Linked DNA regions of Homo sapiens: region 1 is linked to region 2. Evidence: chromatin loops called from intact Hi-C (ENCODE). Cell type or tissue: CD4-positive, alpha-beta T cell. All regions are shown on one strand.

Region 1 (8,000 bases), 1.3 Mb after region 2:
GAACGCTGTCCATTGTTCCAGTTGGATTTTAAAAATATACCAGAACTTTTACAACTCTGCTCTGACATGTCTTCATTTTTTAATGTATTGGAAATCTGAAATAATGGAAGTGGCTAGGCTGTCTCTCAACCTCGTGTCTGTGTTTTCATGTTTATTCATCTTCCAGGGCACATTTTCATAACGGGATTGGATGTAACATGCCCAGTTAATTAGGGAATACATTTTTATTACCAACGCCACTCTTGGTTATATCTTGATCTCCATAAGGAACTGGCCGACCAGGGGAGATGAGCGTGAACTGGCTTATGACTGAAGGAGAACAGAGGTGTTGTGCAGTCAACATCTGCTTTGCATGTTTGTGCTTTATCACAAAACAGATGATAATGATAGGACGTGTAAGAAGCACCATGTTAATGATAGTGCCAGTGGAGGGTGTGAACAAAAGTCACGACTGTTGAGCAAAAGCTAGAGGTAAATTAAACCCTGGATTTGTTCAGAGTTTAGTTTTTATAGGTACACATCTATGGCTAGTAGAAAGGTTCTTGGTATTGAAATTGCTTTAAGAATAATAATTTCATTGCTTCAAGTGTGAAACTCCCCAGTCACTGATCCCAGCTCTTCCCACTAAAGCAGGTGTTTTATAATATTGTTTTTGTGGATGGTACCGTTTTATTGCCAGTGTGGATATTATGTAACATATGCAGATTATATACATGCAACATTTATTAACACGCAGTGCATTGATCACCGTGGCCTAGAAACTGTTTGCAAATGGCACAAAGACATTTTAATGTCAATAGTTACGTATTTATTTTAACGTGGACTTTCATGTAGGGCAAGATTCCCAATTTTCCATTGGTGGTAGTGACGTACAGCTTCCTTGTAAGTGAGGCAGCAGCCTTACATGTGTGGCACTGGTTACTCTGAAAAGTGAGTCACTGTTTAAATTGGTAACTTTTTAAAAGTGAGTCAATTTATAGAATTTATTGAACAATCTTGAATAAATAAAAATGTACTGGTCTGCTTAGGATAAGGCAAAAATCATGAAGGTGCTCTGTCAATGACCAAGTTTTGGACACAATGGGCTACGTAATAAGAAGATGTAGGCTTTGTGTTGGGTTTGTGATAGTGATGATAGCTACACTGAGCCATCCTAGTGACCAGTGCCACATGTGTAAGGCTGCTGCTGCCTGATGCCCCAGGAGCGCGCCTTCCACGTGACACTAATTGGCCCACACAGGAGAGAAACCATGACCTTGTCCTCATTAGCCACATGCTCAGACCAGCTGAGCTAGCTCACTCTGGGTCACTGGGGTCCCATGTAGGAAATTACCATTCCAGTGCCCTGTGGCCCCCTCGTAACCCCAACTAATGAATGTCCCGTGGAGCCTAATGTCATTCCTGGGGGAACACACAGCTCTCCCAGCAGTGGAGAAGCTGATAGCATTCTGAAGTTTTAACCCGGGGAGAGCCAATTGAGGAAGCATGGAGAACTCAGGAAGCCTAGAAGCAATCTTTCAAACACCTGCGTGCTGGGAAAAAAGGAGGAAAACATCCAACTCTGTCCATCTGTTTGCCGGGTCTGGTCTCAGGACACAGAATGGAAGCACAGGGAAGTTAAGAAAGCCGTTGAGCATGGCACAGCATGTTCATCGAGCATAAATGATATTAGGGGATTGCTGTATGGCCTGAGCACTTGACACCAGCAAACCTATGAAGCAGGTGGCATTATCGCTATATTAGGGATCAGGAGTTTCCTGAGGTAATAAGAGAAGGAGCTGGGGATCCTCCCAGGATTGCCATCCTATGGAAATTAATACAAGTTGAAGGGCAATTTTACAAGCTGGACAGACAGCTTGCCAAATGCCTCCTTTAGCTCTAAGGAGAAAGATACAGTCCTTCAAGTAATAATTTTTTTTTTCTGTAGCTTAGGCACTTCCATAGTTTAGCCATGAGAAGAGTTTCTTTAATTAGACGATTTTCTAGTCAAGGCTGGGACAAAGCATCCTTCCCAAGTGTTGGGGAAGATTGGAAAGGGATGGTGAACTTTCTCAATGTATACTGAAGAGCTGGGGAGACCACCAGTCACTCCATCTTCTTTTCAACAAGATTATGGGATCAATACCCCTTCCAGGACCAAACTAACTAGTGGGCAAAGGCCTCCTAGCACTCACTTGGCAGCCACTCTTCCTAGGGCCACAGCTGGCCTGCTGCCCCTGGGGGTGCTCCCCACCCTGGTTCTCTCTAGAAGCCAGGAAGCCCTGGGTGCATGTGCCCACTCCCAGCCAAAGAGTAGCGTGAATTAGAAGGGACTAGACACTTGTAGTAAACCACCACACTGCATTTTATTTTATTTTCCGAGACAGAGTCTTGATCTGTCACCCAGGCTGGAGTGCAGTGGGATGATCTCGGCTCACTGCAACCTCTGCCTCCCAGGTTCAAGCAATTCTCCTGCCTCAGCCTCCCGAGTAGCTGGGATTACAGGCACGCACCACCACACCTGGCATTTTTTTTTTTTTTTTTTTTTTTGGTATTTTTTTTAGTAGAGACAGGATTTCACCATGTTGGCCAGGCTGGTCTTGAACTCCTGACTTTGTGATCTGATTGCCTTGGCCTCTCAAAGTGCTGGGATTACAGGCGTGAGCCACCGCACCCAGCCATGCTGCATTTTAATTCAGCTTTCTGATTTCTGATTAGTTTAGGGAGATGGCTCAGCTTACTCTCAAATTTTTCTGGTTAATGTCTGAGAAACTTAATATTTTAAAGGTGAAATTGGCTGGCAATAAACTTAAGAGTCAGTGAGACCTAGATAGACCCCTCAATTCACTATTTATTAGTAGAGAGATTTTAGCAACTTACATAACCTCTCTGAGCTTTAGTTTCCTCACATATATCAAGGGGATAGAGTCTTCCTCTCATGGTGGTATCTGAACAAGGTAATGCATGTAATATGCTTAATGCAGGGATGAAATGTTATAAACGGACCGTGTCTCTTATTGCATGATCTGTTTTCTGCCTCTTCACACAGCGTGACTAAGTGAAATGTGGTGCAAGTTGCCAAGGATCAAAATGGCTCTTTATTATAACCTTATTTTTAAACATTTGAAGACCAGTATCTACTATTATCTCACATACTGTTATTCCTCTACACCACAGGAATAGGCTGCTGAAAAATTATGCTTGAGGTAGGGAGGGAAAGGCTTTTTGAAGGTCTTGGTGTGATGTGCGAGGAGCCTGACTAGCACTGCCCACCCCCCACTTCTGCCCGCCAGTATCTCAACCTAAAACAGGTTTTCCTCTGTTTATTAGAAAGTTCCCTCTGGCTCGAGCATATTTGCTCACGATCTTGGAGTGGAGGCTCAATTCTGGCCATAGAATCATAAGAGAGCTGCAACCTCTCTCACAAATGGGCTTTCAGGCAACATTGGGTAGAACTGAATTGTTTCAAAGTGAGACAGTTGCTAAGAAACAAGGGCTTTAAGAGAGGCTTCCCAGGGCAATCCCTTGGCAGCAGGTGGGAAGAGGCTGGATGGAGTTGACAGTTTCTGAGATGGAGTCTCAGGATGGAAGAGTAGTGAGAGACCCCTTAAACAGCAGACACTGAGAAATCCCGCTTTGCCACTCTTCCCCAAGCACATTCACTACCTGAACGCCATCAGTCAGGCTTCCCGAGCTTCGAATTAGGTAAATTCAATATTGAAAAGAAACGTTTATATTGCCACTTGGGTTGATTATAGCTTGTTTTTCCTTAATTAACTCAGTCCTGACTGGTGAGCATTTAACGATAAATTGTAGCAGTGACTGGAGACTAGAGACTCCGGTCCTTCTGGGACCTCTAGGTAAGCAGTTTTCTTTAACCCACTGCCACCTAGTGGTAACTGAGCAGACTGAAAAACTCTTCATCTATAACCAAGGAGAGAACGGTTGGCATTTTTTTCTGCTTGCCACTCCTATCTTGGAAGCACAGGGAGAGTGATCGATGTGTCTCTTTCCACTGGCCTCCACTCCCTGCCAACATTTAACTGTCACTGTACATTTACAGTGTCAAGCTAGCTGACTCTTTTGCCATTACTTTGATTAATTAGGACATTCTCATTTAATCAGAAGTATCTGAGATTCAAAACAAACAGGCAAGGACCAGACATACAGCACACGGGTCTTGCCTCCCTTTCTACTGCAGCAGTTAGCAACTTGGTGTGTGTCAGCTGGGCTCAAGTTAATGGATCCTTTAAAGTGAGAAACTGGGTCTTGACAGTTAACTTCAGGTTTCCCCCTCTAAGAATAAATGTGACTTTTCTTGTCTACCTTACCAGGTGATTCAGTTCTGGAAGCACACAGAAGAGATCCAAGTAATCAATGTGGCAAATCTGGGACAGCTAAACTTCCTGTACATGCACAGTGGAAAGCTGGTAGAAAATTTAAATATTTTTGGAAGAATGTGAAGATTGATTTGCCAAATGTGGTAAAACACTCAGAGGGAGCAGAATGAATGGTGATTTCAGCAGATCATGAACAGAATGGACTAGTGCCAGTGAGCTATTAGGTAGAATAAATTCACAGGGCAATTACCACTGCTTGCAGCTTAGAGGAGATAATTCAGAATGTGGGCCAAGTTCCTTTCCTAAGCATGAACTTCAAGTAAACTTGGAAGAAAAAAGCCACCTCAAGAGTGGTGTTTTATTTTTATTTTACTTATTTTTATTTTTTGAGATGGAGCCTCGCTCTATCGCCCAGGCTGGAGTGCAGTGGTGCAATCTCAGCTCACTGCAACCTTCGCCTCCTGGGTTCAAGTGATTCTCCTGCCTCAGCCTCCCGAGTAGCTGGGACTACAGGTGCCTGCCACCATGCCCAGCTATTTTTGTTTCCTTTTTTTAGACTGAGTGTTGCTCTGTGGCCCAACCTGGGGTGCAGTGGCATGATCTCAGCTCACTGCAGCCTCTGCCTCCCGGGTTCAGGTGATTCTCCTGCCTCGGCCTACCGAGCAGCTGGGATTACAGGTGCCCGCCACCACACCTGGCTAATTTTTGTATTTTTAGTAGAGACAGGGTTTCACCATGTTGGCCAGGCTGTTCTCGAACTCCCAATCTCAGGTGATCCACCCGCCTCGGACTCCCAAAGTGCCACGATTATAGGCGTGATCCACTGCGCCCGGCAAGAGTGGTGACTTAGATGTGTGGACTTTGGTAAAGAAAAGGTACAAGGTTACAATAATGTAAATGCAGAAGGCTTGAGATGGTCTAACTTTCTAGACAGGTGTCTTCACTTGGTAACAGACTCCCCTGCCTCCTCTCTCCCACCCCCCTAAATCAACAGAGACAAAGCAGCCAGGATATGAATACAGTTTATTACAGTTTTCAGACTCCCATTACGACACATATCTAAAGCTGAACATTGCAAACTGACCTTACTAGCAGCAATTCTCCCTAGACAGGAAGGGTTTCAGTTAATTTAGCAATTAGGAGTAAAGACAAACTTACAAGTCATGGTTTTTCTTGTAGCAGCTGGTATATGAGCAGTGAAACTATAGATACGTAGAGTCATTCAGGTTTAGCCTTGTCTAAAAAAACATTAATAAGTTATGGTGCAGAGGAGTATCCCCAGGGTTGCCAAAGAGAAGGCTGATGTCTTTAGATGTCAGTATGAAACAAGCAAATCACTTTCAAGACATGGCTTACTATTTGCTTTACTGTCAGGACAACAGAAAAAGAAGTGGACAGCTACCCTAGATTCTAGCTCACACATAATTCAGCCAGATAATCATCATTTAAATAATACCCCTTGAAATTTTTCAGACTTTTCACAGCTCTAAAAACACAACATCAGACATAACATCACACATTTGTTCCAAAGGACTAAAAATCAAAAGCAATTGCAAAGTATTGGGAATCACTTTTATGGCTTTCCTAAGGGACAGTCCCCATCTTTCCAAGGAGTGTTTTTAAAGAAGCACTAACTCTGGTAGGTTATCAAACTATTTTTTATTCTAAATAAATAAAAGACTAACTGAAGGTCTCAGGTGCACACTTATTTTTCCCCGCAGATCTTCAAACCATCCAGAACTATTTCTTGTCAGAGAGCTTTCATTTTTATTAGAGCAGTGCAAGATAACGTACAAACATTTGAAAAACACTCAAAATACTGAGAGTAAAGGAGGCCCAACCCTTCCTCAGGGCCCAGAAAACTGACAGGAACCCCAAAGGCTTATCTTAAATCCATCAACTCAATTTGCCAGAAAGTGCTGACAGACCACCCACCTTTGCAACACAGGGCTCAGGATTCTTGCATTTACAACCACTAAGAAAAGCCTTCTGGGAGAAGAAAAGCACAGACTGGTGAACATAAGTTACTGAAAAAGGGTTGACTGCATTCTATATCTGGCACAGGAAAAGAAAAATTCAAACAGCTGTGAAACCATTATATTTACACCACGATACTCTTACATGAACCTTGACTTTCCTACAGCAACAGTTTCATTCACAAAAAATACATAAAAGATTGGAAAGCTTTGGGGTAGCACCAGTGACAGCTAGCTGTCATTGAATAGTTTTAATTTTTTCCTAGAGGCAAAATTTAGAGAAAACTTAAAGAAGCAATTTATAGAAATGATTCTATTTCATGATTTTGCCTTTGTCAGCTGCTATGGAAATGGTGCAAGCAGAAATATAAATATCCATTCTGCATCAAGTAAGTTTCTATTTCTTTTTTCTCAAAGGGTAGAAATGGTACATCTCAATTTTTGTAAGGCTTCTGAGGATTAAGGGCAGCTCATCGCTCAGGACTTGACAATCTCTAAAGGAGCTCCTGGACTCTTTCACCACAAGGATAGATGGAGCCACTCCTATCCACAACTCATAGCAAGGATCTCTATGCATCTAGATTTTAATGCCAACGGTTTCTTGGCTTCCTGACTTGACATGCACCATGCACAAAGAGCAAGGTACTGACTGGTCTAAAGCCACTCTCCCCGGACACTGCTAACTCTAGCTAACCATCTCACAGACATCCTGCCTCTGATCATAAGATGGTCCCTGGAAGGAAGCATAAACACTTCCCAAATACTAGAACAGACAGCCCAAAGTGCAAGTTCTACTAATGGGAGAGTAAATGAATCACCTCTGTGTACAGAGAATGGCACAGGAAATTGTTATGAGTATAAAACCATATCTCCCCTTTCTTAATCACTTGTTATTATCTAACAAAGGTAGATACTTTTGAGAAGACCTCACCAACTACATAAGTATGTCCTATAAATTGTCTTGAAAACATATTCCCATGTTTAAAGATTACTTTGAAGAACCAAAGTTGAATGTTCAAAAATAAAAACTATTCTTACCAAGTTTCCCAAGCCCAAATCCCTGGAGAATTCTAGAAACCAGTTTTGTTGGTTTCTAGTATTTCAGTATTCAGTATTTCAGCTGCATCGAGCCCCCCTCAGGTGAGCTAGTGGGAGTTCCCCGACTCTATCATTATGTTCCTCATTTTCTTTCCTTCTCCTGAGGAAGTCTTCAGTTATTTCCATAGCAACTTGTGATAATGTCCTAAATGATCACATTTTTTGAATAGCACATATATTATTGGGACCTACTTTTTCTTTCTTTTAAACAATATCTTCGATAATAAAGAAAAGGGGACCGGGCGGGATAGCTCACGCCTGTAATCCCAGCACTTTGGGAGGCTGAGGCAGGTGGATCACCCAAGGTCAGGAGTTCAAGACCAGCCTGGCTAACACGGTAAAACCCCTTCTCTACTAAAAATACAAAAAATGAGTCAGCCATGGTGGCTGACCCAGCTACTCAGGAGGCTAAGGCAGGAGAATCGCTTGAACCTGGGAGGCAGAAGTTGCAGGGAGCTGAGATCGCGCCACTGCACTGCCTAGGCAACAAGAGAGAAATTGTCTCAAAAAAAAGAGAGAAAGAAAAGGGAGTAATCTTTAAAAATGAACTTCTGTTAAAAAGTAATTATCATGCTTTATACAAAACAGCACATTTACTAATTTACTA
Region 2 (8,000 bases):
GTGTGTTACGAGAAGTCAAGGCAGTAACTCATGTGAAACTTCTTTGTCAAATTTAAATTATTATCCAAATGAAATTATTATAACAATATTATTCTTGGCAGTCAATCATGCCACACCAAGGATAAAGAATAGACAGTAATGATTTCACCCTATAGCACTCATCGCACAGTCAATATTTTCTCACAAAAGTTTCCTGAAAATCCACAGAAAAACTCTTTAGGTTATCAGATAATGAAACCTATAGAGAATAGCTCTTCAATATAGAAGCAAATTTCTCCTCTTGGCTAGAAAATGACAAAGCATTTTACATGGCCCCAAATCTATACAGCACACTTTTCTAGCAGATTCCCACGTTTAAAAGATTTGAGGCTTAAGGAAAGAAGTATTATTTTGCCTAAGAAGCAGTTGTTTTAAGTTGAGATCAGTATAAAAAAATGAAAAAAGATTCACAAAATAGTGTTGGGGATGGAGACACAGGAAGATTTTTATACTGTAGCATCAACTCTGAAACTGCTATCACCCAGATACCTCAAAATTCTAGCTTAGTAGAACTGAGTGGTACCCTGAAGTTCATGTTGTCTACTCTTATTTTCTAGTTGTCTTAGTCAGCTCAGACAGCTATAACAAAATACCACAAACTAGGTGGCTTAAGCAACTAACATTTATTTCTCACCATTCTGGAAGTTGGGAAGTGTGAGATCAGGATGCCAACATGATGAGGTTCTGGTGAGGGTTCTCTTCCTGCCTTGCAGAAAGCTACCTTCTTGTTGTGTCCTCGTATGACAGGGAGAGACAGAGAGGGAGAGAGACAGATGGAGAGTGCTTGCTAGCTTTAGTCTCTACCTCTTCTTTTAAGGACACTAATCCCACCCTCATGGCTCATCTTAACCTAATTACCTCCTAGTTATCTGTGGGAAGTAATACCATCACATTGTGCATTTGGGTTTCAATATATGAATTTGGCAGGGCAGAGGAGCGGGGCAAGGCAGAAACATTGAGTCCATCACACCACATGAGGACAAGAAGGTCTGGAAAATTTAAATGACTTGCCCTAGATCACGTTATTAAATTCAAGTTGATTAGTCAAATATTTTTCCTTTTTGCCAATCTGATATAGAATTGAACATGAGGCAGAGAGAAAAGTTACTTTATGTCTGCATACAGTTGCTAATAAAGCCTTTTCTTTTTTTCTTTTTTCTTTTTTTTTTTGAAATGGGTCTCTCTGTCACCCAGGCTGGAGTGTAGTGGTATGATCTTGACTCACTGCAACCTCCGCCTTCTGGGTTCAAGTGATTCTCCTGCCTCAGCCTCCTGAGTAGCTGGGACTACAGGCGTGTGCCACCACGCCTAGCTAATTTTTGTATTTTTAGTAGGGACAGGGTTTCGTCATGTTGGCCAGGCTGGTCTCAAACTCCTGGCCTCAGATGATCCTCACACCTCAGCCTCCCAAAGTGCTGGGATTACAGGCGTGAGCCACTGTGCCTGGCCAATTGCTAATAAAGTATTTTCTAATCACAACCTATGTAACTCACTTCATGATGTATCTGCAAGTGGACTAAGGACCCACTGAATATTCTTGTCGAGGTCTAGCAATAATTTTGAGATTCCTTTTAAGTATTTGTAAAATTTAGTTATTCTCCTTATTTCAGAGGGTTCCAGATGTTTTGACCCTGGGGAAATGTATGAATAGACTAAGAAAATGAGATTCAGATTTCTAGTTGAATGATTTCATTTTCTGATTATTTTATTTAATTAGACATGGCAGTCTACTTTTCACTCTAGGAGAAGAATTTTCAAATTGCCCCCCAAAAGAAAAGAAAAGATGAGTTTCCTTTCTAAGTGTATTCTTCCAGAGAGGCTAGGTTATACTGCAGTACAGAAAAATCTCTGGGATTTACAGTAACAAAGGATTATTTCTCATTCTTGCTAAATGTCTATGGGTGTAGGAGATGTCTCCACTCCACACGTCTGTGCCAGGGGTGGGATGCTGATGGAAACTCCATCTGGTGGGGGCAGCAACAGCTGTGCCACCGGGAAGGGGATTTGGTAAATTGCACTATGGCTCTTCATGCTTCTGCCCCTGTAAGTGACACATGTCACTTCTGCTAATTCATTATTTGCCAGGGCAAATCACAAGATCACAGCTAAATGCAGAAGGGTCAGAATACTTCCATCCTTCTATGCACCTGGAAGAAGAAAACCCAAAATTTTGGTGAACATCTCTAATGGCCACCATAATAGGAATAAAAAAGGAAAACAGAACACACCCCAACTTTGTCAAAACGCCAGTGTCTCACACCATCAATATGAATCAAATTCCCAAATATCCATCAGCTGTACAATAAAATATCTTAACACATTATAGAGTTTCCTGAATCCATTTCTTCATCTCTATACAAGAGAATTGCATAGAATGGGAAGCAAGTACAATAAAGTAAATTAAACTGGGGCTGGAGTGAAGTTTCTAGAAATGGACTGTGGGCCAGCAAAATGTGGAGGCACGTTTATACCTTTTGTGGATTTTATTAGCCTCATTTCTCAGAGGAGAAATCATGTGTTTATGACATGACAATACTAGTCAACAGTCTTTCCAAAATAATTGGACAGTAGGAAAGTTATAGCCGTAACAGGGGAAAAAGTTCATTTTCACCTAATTGACAATAGGAATGTTTGTTTAATGGGTCACTCTAGAAAGAGATGTTAAATCTTTAAAACTTAACCTTTTTGGGAAATGTCTTAAGGTCTAGAATATGTTCAGACAACCTTCATTTGTTTATTTTATTTGGATACAATCATTTGCTTAGACATGTATTTTTAAACTTTTAATATATTAGTAGTAATACATTATTTTATTTGAGTTTTCTTTTATTTGGATACAATCATTTGCTTAGACACATATTTTTAAACTTTTAATGTATTGGTAGCAATGATGTTTTCAAGTAGGGAAACACTTAAACTAGCTCAGAATCTCCCCTAAATTAAAAAATAGAGTTTTGTACTTTCCAGAATAATAAGCATCTTTTTCTTTTTCTTTTTTCTTTTTTTTTGAGGCAGAGTTTTGTTCTTGTTGCCCAGGTGGAGTGCAATGGTGCGATCTTGGCTCACTGCAACCTCTGCCTCCTGGGTTCAAGCGATTCTCCTGCCTCAGCCTCCCAAGTAGCTAGGATTGCAGGCACCCGTCACCAAGCCCGGCTAATTTTTTGTATTTTTAGTAGAGACAGGGTTTCACCATATTGGCCAGGCTGGTCTCGAACTCCTGACCTCAGGTTATCCACCTGCCTCGGACTCCCAAAGTGCTGGGATTACAGGAGTGAGACACCGTGCCTGGCCAATAAGTACTTTTATAGCCTTTCTTTAAATCTTTCTTGGTAAAGATCTACAAAGCAGGAGGAAATTACAAGAGGCAAAGTTTGCTGGTTTACTGTTTGATTATATCTCTCCCACTACCCCTTAAATATTTGTAACAGAGCAGGGTTAACATTAACACCCTAACCACCATAAACTAAAAATATTTATTATATAATTCATGTCTAAGATGAAAATGAAGATATAACAGTAAGATGATTTCATACAGAGGTACAGGGAATTCTGTGTGACTAGGGTAAGTCAATTTTGTGTTTTGTTTTTTTTGTGTGTGTTTCAGTAGTTTCGAGTTATTATAATTACTGAGCAATGACTAGAATGCTATATATCATGTAATTCACATTTTTTTTTCTCATTTAATCCTCCACAGAAAACCTACTTTTAGAACTTAGGAAACTGAGGATGAAGTGACTTGACCAAGGTCTCCTAGCTACTTAGCAGAGGAATACTCTTTAGAGATAAATAATTGTGGTGACATTTCAATCAAAGTATCTGATAATTGCAGTGCCTTCCCACACCCAACTCTCTAGGAGAAGAAATAATTTAAAAGATACATTTATTCATAAACACACAAGTACTCATTCTGTGTCTTTTCCTATCACAAAGCCCACGGATATACAGCTGAATAAGTCTGCAAGTCAGAGGTTAAGAAAAGTTGGCTCTGGCATCCGACAGGCTGACTTGGATGAGGCTCTGCAATGCTACCTTGGATGGGTACTTATTTTCTCTAACCTCAGTTTCTTCATCTGCAAAATGGGAAACAATATTCGTGCTTTCCTCATGATTTTGCTGGGAAAATGAAATAAGACAATATGTTTTTGCACAGTACAGTGCATTAAACGCTCCATAGTATGCACTTGATATATACTAGGTTTTATTGTTGAATAAGCAAGGACAGCCATGGCTCCTCTCAGAGGAGCTCCCTGATTAGGGAGAGGAGAAAAACGTTTAAATAGCATTTCCTGTCCAATGTGATGCGAGCAGTAGGGAAACCAGGGAAAGGCACGAATGACTGCGTTGGAAAAGTCTAAAAAGGTTTCATAGAGGTGACTTTTGAGCTGGTGATTTTAGGGGGAGCAGTGCTTCACCGGATGGAGAAGGAGGTAGACATTCCGGCTATGTCCAAACGTGGGGTAGAAAGGCGCGTTTGGGGACCTCAATACTCAGGATAAGGGAACATTGAAGAGAGAGAAAGGGAAATAATGAAAGTGCATGGAAAACCAGTAAGTGTGGGACCCTGGGGGCTTGGACCAGAAAGGGCCAGCCTTCCGTGGCCATGAGGGAGGGAAGCTGGAGGATCGCGAGGTGGCGCTGTGGCTCCACCTTAAGGAAAGATTCTGGAGCTCGCGGGTCACCCGCACTCCCAGGACAGCCTCGGAGAGGTGGGGCAGCGCAGTCTTGGTGGGTTTGGCATCTTCACGGCAGCTGCCAAAAAATAACGTTGATAAAGATAATAAATACATAAGCAAATAAACCGGAAGCGGTCCCTTTTAGGACACACGGCAAGCATCAATAATCAGAGACCGTAGGCGAGGAAGGATTAAGAGCACGGAACTGTCCAGCAGGGACCGTTCCCAGCTCAGTCCGCGTAATCTGTAGGCCCGCATTGGGAACCCGCATCGCCTGCCTGGAGCTGAGCTGTATGCTAACCCGCGTCTTCGGGCGGGCCCTGCGCCCCGAAGGCGTCTCCCTAAAGCCAAAGTCGTAGCGGTCTGCACGCCTGCCCTTGGGCCCTCGGTCCGCACCCTGCCTAGACCTAGATTTTTTTGGATTTTTTTTTTTTTTTTTTGCTGAATTTCATACGCACACGTGCACACAAAACCACGTGTGAGTTCAGGCTCACACACGTTTACGATGCTCTTGCACAATACACACGGACTTTTGCAAATGCACAGCCCACTCACTTAGACACTACACATGACACGTGCACACACTATACACATGCGCACTCACGCCCGTGTGCACCAATGCCTTACGCACCCACGCACACATTCAGCCAAGTGCTCTCTGTCACCGGCACAAACACACACTTACTGCACTGGCCCACAAATGTGCAGCCACTTTTCGCACATGCAAACATATTTGCACATTCACATCATACACATCTCGCATCCCAGTAGCCAACAAAGACCTCGCAGCACGCAAAGGTGTGTAAATATTCAGCAAATTGTCCCTCGAAGGAAGTATGAGCGCAAACTTTTTGTTATCCAGGCATCTCGAGCTTTTCTGCTAAACTCGCCCTCCCTTCTCCAACTTTCCCCTGAATAAACAGGCCTGTTCCTCCCAGTCTCCCCTCTGAGAATGTTTTAAGGCCAAGGTTTCTTCCATAAGGTTTGCGCTACTGAAGGGATGCTAATTTTCAAATCGCTAAGAAGCTCCCTTCTCCCATCCCAGAGCCTCCTTCTACCAAGGGAGCAGGGACCTTCCCAGATCGGATTCCAATCTCGTGGACTAGGGGACTGTGGGCAAGGGCCACCGGGTGGGATATGATCACGCCCTAGGGCATCCTCGGACTTAAAGATCCTTTCCGGCAGTGCCCCCAACTGTATTCTCCCGACTCAGAATGACTTCAGCTTCTAGCTATCTATGGTCACGCCAGGGCAGAATCAGCATCTCCCCCATTAAAGCACATCCGCAAGTGTCCAGATTTCTGTCCTTCGATGGGCATCAGGAACATCCCCGCAAAGTCAGATACTTAGTCTGTTCCAACAGGCAAGCTTGCGTGAGCTCTAAGATCTCATCTAGGACTGGGAGAGAGAATGACTGACAGGAGGTCACATAGTAAATGTGGCAGAGCCGGGGCCGGGGCTGGCACGTCCCTGGCGCGCTCTGTCCCTGCGGGCCAGGAGAGAGAGAAGCACATCGGTAACTGACCACGTGAATGCGCATTCAGTACGCGCATTAGTTAGGACGTTTCATAGTCTTCCCCTTTCCTCTCCTCTGCTCCCTGCCCTCGGGAGGCACCGTGCGCGCTCGCTCCTTTCTCCTCCCGGATGCGGAACCCGGGCCCAGGAGCTCCAGAGCCAAAGGACACTTGAGAGTTGGGGGACAAGAGATTCGCGCCACAGCTGGGTGGACGGTTTGGCTCTATATTTAAGGGGACAGGCTTTAGCGATATTCTGGCTTGGCGACTTTATTAGCTGTTGGCCGTGGACAAGTTTTTCAACTTCGCTCACAGGGTCTCTGTTTGCTCACCTGTAAAACGCCGGAGTGGTCTTATCTGCCGTGGTCTGTGGCGGATATTCAGTGAGTTCCTGCCCGTAAAGCCATCAACAAATGGGATCTATTATTATCTGGGGCCGCCCGGGGGGAAACCCAAGAGAGTTGGCAGGCTCGCCCCAGAAAGACCTGTAGGAACCCCTTGCCCCAGGCTTCTGGCCGTATCAGACTAAGCGCTCCCAACCTGGGACGGAGCCCCGCGGTGTTGTTTGCTTGGTCTCTATCTCCTAGCCGTCTGTGGGTGTCTTTGTCCTTCTCTAGGCCTCAGTTTCCCTGTATGTACCATGGGGGGTGGGAGGTGGAGGTGCGCTCCCAGAGCCGGGAAGTGTCGGTCATACTGGGCCAGCAGAGGAGGCCTTCTCTGGAGCGTAGGGAATCGGAAACAGAAATCAGATTCTGGATTTCCAGTGGACCCCTGGCCTGCTACTCCCACGCGTTCCCCGAGGACTGCGCATGGAGATCACCGAGGAAAAGAGCCACGGTTTTGAGGGCTGGCGGTGTGTCACGGTGTTCGGCCACTCGCGCCATCTTCCGGGTGCAGTTCAGGGGCCCCGCAGAGCCGAGCCTTCGCGCAGGTCCCGGCTTTCCCAGGTCCCCGGGCCGCCACCCACTCCTATTCTCGTCCACCGGGCAACGCCGTGGCCCCTGCTCCTCTCCACCTCAACCCCGACTCCAGGCTGCTGGTCGACTCCTCTGGAGCGGCCGCAATCTGAGGGACTTTGCGCCTTGGCTTAGGTCCTTGCATCTTTCTTTTCCCCTTTCCCTTCCCAACACTGAAGTAGGCATCTGTCCTCCCGCCTCGTTCGAAGCTGTCCCTGGCAGGTGGCGAGGGAAGGGGGCACGTCCCGGGACGGTTTGCCCTTCTGTGGGCCCGCCCTCACAAGGGGAATGGAGATCAAGAGAATTTTCCAAGTGACAGGTCCCAAGTCTGGCCTCCTGGGGGCGGACGAACAGAGACGATTCCCTCTTCCGCTGGGACCTTTCCACGGGTCTTAGTTTGGCTGTATTTATCTAGTCTCTTCTCTTTGGGGAGACCGGTATGTTTCTACTGGAGTCCCCAGAAATTACTGGTAGATGTTGCCTTTCAGAAAGGGGAATTGATTTCCCTGTGCCTCAAGAGGGTTGGGATAGCCAAGGAGCAGAAGGTCAGGGTGGGAGTGGGTGGGTAGGGAGTGCTTGCACACTGCCCTGGGCTTCCTCCAGGCCCAGGTCAAGAGATCCCGAGAGCTGGACAGCCCTGCCTACCGCTGGGAGCATCTGAGGGGCTGTGTATCCTGAACTCCCACAGCTGCAGAAATTTTGAGGAGCTCATCAGGGAAACTAGGCTCCAGGGGAAACCCCAAACCTCTCTAGTTTTTCTTTCCAGGTGTAAACTCATTCTGCTGTATTTTTTCCCCATGCAAAAGTCTTTTTTCCTC

The links. A loop is a pair of places that touch in the nucleus more often than their neighbours do. Peaks named below come from ENCODE experiments on the same cell type or tissue, not always from the same donor. Only the 100,000 strongest peaks of a DNase experiment are listed, where the experiment ranks them.
Region 1: a loop joins it to region 2, with 2.9 times the contacts of the local background. A loop is called at or near these places in 11 of 110 quality-filtered maps.

What each region holds. Positions count from the first base shown.
Region 1 is chr5:157,758,035-157,766,034 of GRCh38, reverse strand. LSM11 (LSM11, U7 small nuclear RNA associated) reads right to left here. Exons shown (of 4, transcript NM_173491.4): 4 at 5,326-8,000. Among named protein-coding and RNA genes, the nearest start is that of LSM11, 18 kb to the right of the region's middle. RefSeq lists a silencer at 3,902-3,951. In CD4-positive, alpha-beta T cell, CTCF peaks have their summits at 3,662 and 3,865 (motif pointing left); a DNase peak (open chromatin) is centred at 3,864.
Region 2 is chr5:159,103,655-159,111,654 of GRCh38, reverse strand. All of the region lies in intron 1 of LINC02202 (long intergenic non-protein coding RNA 2202), which reads right to left. It overlaps LOC107986467 (a long non-coding RNA gene), which reads right to left and starts at 6,636. Exons shown (of 2, transcript XR_001742942.1): 1 at 6,559-6,636; 2 at 4,216-4,788. RefSeq lists an enhancer at 6,718-7,623. In CD4-positive, alpha-beta T cell, CTCF peaks have their summits at 4,465 and 4,664 (motif pointing right); DNase peaks (open chromatin) are centred at 4,674 and 5,244; H3K4me3 peaks cover 903 bases; H3K27me3 peaks cover 4,425 bases.